Linked DNA regions of Mus musculus: region 1 is linked to region 2. A link is a loop called in an ENCODE intact Hi-C map of the cell type or tissue named here. Cell type or tissue: heart. All regions are shown on one strand.

Region 1 (2,500 bases), 1.1 Mb before region 2:
AGAACAGGTGTGCTCCACTGAACTTGGACTGCTCTCTCTCCCTCCCTCCCTCCTTCCCTTCCTCCTTTTCTTCCTTCCTTCCTTCCTTCCTTCCTTCCTTCCTTCCTTCCTTCCTTCCTTCCTTCCTTCCTTCCCTTCCTCTTCTCTCTCTTTTTTCTTTTTCCTTTTTTAACATGTGCTGAGAATCTAGCTCAGTCTTCATGTTTATGCTGAGTCATTTCCCAGCCTCACAGTGATTTAATGTTATGAACCACAAAAGTGAGAGACAAACCTCAAGAGTAGAGTAGACAACTCTACTCTTGAGTTGAGTGGGTGTCCCTCCTGGTTCAGGTTCAGGCTCAGGGGTCCGGTTATAAGTCACACACCTACAGGCCAGGTAGTCATTTCCAGTCTAACAAAGAAATGAGAAGAAATGCTGGTCTATAAGTCTTGCTTCTAGTGACAGCAAGCTCCACCAATTTCCATAGCTCTTGGAAGCCCATGGTTTGCCGTTCTTACACATGACCTGGTTCTGCTTGGATGGCATGGGAAGCTAGCTGAATCCATTTCTTGTCTGAGCCACCGTCTCGGCCAAGTGACAGGGTGAAAAGGCCCTTCAGACATGGCCCAGAATCCAAGCAGCTGTCTCTACTGTCTAAGTATTAATGGCTTAGTTCACTCACAGAGGAGAGAGGCATGTAATGCCCAACAAGCTTAGCCTGATCTGGGGTTCAATTTGAGTTAATCGGCACTGCTTCTGGAATATGCCTATGTGGGTTTTTCTCAGTAAGTGCAGTCAGCAAGTCTGAACGGAGCTCTCCTATGCCGACCCACACAGATCAACTTGGACTTTGCGACATTGCATCATCATAAGAGGACTTCAGGGTGCTCTGAGCCAAGTAGAATTGGCTAAATGGTTAACACATGACTTTAGGAAAAAGCATGGGCACTTCTCAGAGGACGATGGGGCTAAAAACACTGTGGCTACCTCATCTCAAAACCTGAGTGAAATTAAGCCCAGAAACCCTTCATTTCTCAATCATAAGTAAGGATAAAAATTATAAGCAGGAACTAGGATTCATGGGAGACAGAGCCACAGAAGAATCTTTTGGCAGCTTACCAGGTCCTCCTGATAGATGTATTTGAATGTAAACATGAGCTTTGAACCCAAGATGTAAAATGGGGCAGAATTGTTGCCAGTTAAATAGAAAGAAGGTAAATCACCGACATTCTTCACACTTCCGTTAGAGGGCATTCTTGCCTCACAGATGCCTGGGTGTGTTTATCACAGAGAGTGTTTTCTTCCAGGTCTGCAGGTCTGCATTATAGGTGGTCTAAACTGGCAGACTCCATGCCAGGCAAGGCACGCAAAGCTGGGGGGGGGCGGATAATGTGACATTTCTTCCTGCTTTCACATACCCAAGGTAATAGAAATCAGCTTGGCTCAAAACTGTGCTCCTGAGCTCCAGTTCTCCACTCTGTCCCCAACCCCACCCCCACCCCCACCCAGACCCCAAACCTTGTGCACTGCACTGCCAGGGACTGCCAGAGCCTTCCCCAGGGAAGCTGAAATCATGAGAGCCGCTTGATTATTCAGGGAGATTTTGTAAATGCAGCCAAGGAACAGGAAGGTGCCTCAAGTCCTGGGGGAGTGAGGGGCTTTCCTCTCCCTGGGCAGTCACCAGGGCCGCACATAGGGAAGAAAGCCAACAGAAAGCCGTGCATCTTTTGTAACTCCAGAATACCCCAGTGCCAGGATGTCTCCCAGGCAGAGGCTTCCCGAACTCTGAGGCCTCCCACAGGCCAGGCTTCTGTGTGTATGTGAGAAAGGAGCATATGTTGAGTCATACACATACCCACCTAAAGGAGAACGCAGAACACCGTGGCTCTAGAGTTGTTTGTAGAGTGCTCAGTTCTAAAGCCTTAGGCATGAGAATTGGTGTGAACCATGGTGTTGATCTCTCCCAAGGCCTGGCATGATGATGCTTGCTGCCACTGCTTCCAAAGTCTGGCATGATGATGCTTGCTGATGCTGCAGTGAGCAGAAATGCCTAAATACTAAGGGAAAGGGAAACACTTTGTGTGCTGACCACAATGTGGTACTGAGGCACAGGTGGGAGAGGATGAGACATGGGACCAGGAAGCTGCCCCTGTTACATAGGCATACAACCATTGGGTCCTAAACACAGAAGAGAGAGTCCCTTGGCCTTTAACACTGGAGGAGTGCAGGGTAGAGCAAGAAACTTGGGAGTTCTCAAGGCTGACTCTCAACTGCCTCAGTCCAGTTCCCCGTGTTTATGCTTGTAAACAGAAAAGCAGATTGACACAACACTGAGGATAACCTCCTCTACCCTTCTCCTCTCACTCTCCAAACACACACACACACACACACACACACACACACACACACACGCACACACACACATGTATACACATACATGCACATATACACACATACACATGTGCACACACATTCACACATATACACAGGAACACACATACATATGTGCACACACATGCA
Region 2 (2,500 bases):
GTTTGTCTACCCGTTTTTACTTTTTGTTGTCTCAAAACAGGGTTTCTCTGTGTAGTCCTGGCTTTCCAGGAACTCTGTAGACCAGGCTGGCCTCAAACTCAGAGATCTGCCTGTTTCTACCTCCTAATTTTTGCTTTGCTTTGTTTAGACAGTGTCTCAAGTGGCTGAGGCCGGCCTCTCACTCCTGATCCTCCTGACTCTACCTAAGTGCTGGGATTACATGCATATGTCCCCACCATATTCAGATACTTAAAAAAATACATTTTGTATATAAAACATGAGCACATCCCTGTGGTTAAAAAAAAATCTGAGATGGAAAAATAGGCCCTTCATGACAGTCTTTCATTTATCTAGTGGTAAGCCATGAACACCATGGATAAGGCTAGAGGGAGACCATGTGACAACACCAGTCTGATTACAAGAAACTCTGTCCAGTCGGGAACCAGTCAGGTGAACAGCGACTTGTGTGTAGTGCCATGTTACACTAAAGGTGAAGACATGAACCAGGTGCTCTGGCACCTCAAGGGGACTTCTGTTCCTGGAAGTTTCCTATGGGGTCTATGTGACTTCCTAACCTGGTCTCTTGTTCATTATTGTGTGTGTGAAGGATGTATGTGGCCGCATGCATGTTACAGCATACACTTGGAGGTCAAAGGACCATGTGTGGAAGTCTGTCCTTTCCCAACTTATTAGTCAGTTTAGAGGCAAATACCTTTATCTGCTGAGCCACCTCACAGGCCCTTAGTTTTTAGTGAATGTGCATGTAAGATATTGTATATATGTGATGCATGCATGTGTGTGTATATGTGTTTGCATGTATGATACATGTGTGTATATGCATATCTGTGTGTGTTTATGTTTACATGTGTATGATGTATGTGTGTATGTGTGTTTGTGTGTATGTATGTTTTGATGTATATGATATATGTGTTTTGATATGTGTGTATGATATATGTATGTATGATGTATGTGTATGATGTATATATGTTTTGAGGTGTATGATGTATATATGTGTATGGGTATATGATATGTGTGTATGATGTATGTATATGATGTGTGTATGTGTGTATGATATGTGCATGTATGATGTATGTGTATGTATATATACATACACACATATATATATGCATACATGGTATGAGTGTGTATGATATATGTATGTGTGATTTGTGTATGACGACACACTGTGATGTCAGTCCTTTCCTTCTACCTTCATGTATGTTTTGGAGATTAAACTCAGATCAGTATCTGTATACAAGAAGGGCCCGGACTTTCTGAGCCACCTCTCCTGCCCCTATCTCCTTCTATAGCCCAGTGCACGGACCTGTCCAGTCAAAATGTTTTCTAACTTTCCCTGGAAAGTTTCTCCATTCTTAGACAGAAAAGCACGTGTTCATGGAATCCTTACCGGATGATGCATCTGAGTTACCACGCCTGACCTGAAGCTCCGTCTTACCTTCGGAGGACTGGCTGCTGCCGCCGCAATGAAGCAAAGACAGCCTGGTCTCACTGCGCCCCCTGGAGGTCAGAAAAACACATGACACTCCCTGAGGTGCAGGGAATCTATTAATGTATCCACGTTGGCTCCAAGTATTTGATTTGCCAAATTTCCACTCATTTGTATTTTATTGTTCACTTCAGCTAAGATCAGGATCTATGGCAAATGCCCCAGTGGTCTCATTCCCACAGTGACGGTTCACCTAGTGCAAAAGGTCCACAGCTGTATCGGAATGGCAGACGGAACATGGGAGGTACAGGCCTCCTAGTACTGTGTAAACTGAGCATAAGACAAGCAAATGGAGTTGGCTTGACAAAACCTTACACCCACTTAAAAACTTAGCAGGGCAACAAAGCTCAGGCCAGGATGAACGGGCCGTGAGCACCAGGCTAGAGGAGAGCTTCCCCCCCACCCCCCCAGGACACTGGCAGATTTCTGCTCTCTTGGCTGTGCTGGGCACAGTTTCTTGTGGCAAAGAGGCACAGAAAAATACACTGTTTCTTTTTTGTTTTATTTTTCTTTCAAGACAAGGTCTCTCCTGGCTATCCTGGAACATGTTACACAGACCAAGTTTACCTCAAACTCAGAACTGCCTGCCTTTAGTCCTTAGTAAATGGCATTAAATGCATGTGCCCGGCCTTCCTTCCTGGGGACTGAACCAAGGGTCATGTACATTAAGCAAGTACTCTACCACTGAGCTACATCCCTCCTACCTTCTCCTCCTCCTCTTCTTCCTTCTCCATCCTTCTCTCCCTCTTCTTCCTTCCTTCCTTCCTTTCTCTCTTTCTTTCTGTTTTTTTGTTGTTGTTGTTGTTGTTTTTGTTTTTGTTTTTTCTGAGACAAGGTCTCAAATAATCTAGGCTGGCCTCAAACTCCCTAGGTAGCCAAAAATGACTTTGGATTTCTCATCCGCCTGTCTCTTCCTCCCGAGTGCCAAGAACATAGGTAGGCATAACAATGCCTACCCTTGCCACCTTTACCACCAGACATTTACCAAGCACG

The links. Hi-C counts contacts between places; a loop is a spot of excess contacts. Peaks named below come from ENCODE experiments on the same cell type or tissue, not always from the same donor. Only the 100,000 strongest peaks of a DNase experiment are listed, where the experiment ranks them.
Region 1: it touches region 2 in a loop (7-fold over the local background); 11 of 42 quality-filtered maps call a loop at or near these places.

What each region holds. Positions count from the first base shown.
Region 1 is chr6:147,952,213-147,954,712 of GRCm38, reverse strand. No RefSeq gene overlaps it. Among named protein-coding and RNA genes, the nearest start is that of Far2, 94 kb to the left of the region's middle. In heart, a CTCF peak has its summit at 1,222; no DNase peak of the experiment used is centred here.
Region 2 is chr6:146,824,185-146,826,684 of GRCm38, reverse strand. It overlaps Arntl2 (aryl hydrocarbon receptor nuclear translocator-like 2), which reads right to left. Exons shown (of 15, transcript NM_172309.2): 11 at 1,457-1,518. Among named protein-coding and RNA genes, the nearest start is that of Arntl2, 20 kb to the right of the region's middle. In heart, a CTCF peak has its summit at 1,518 (motif pointing left); no DNase peak of the experiment used is centred here.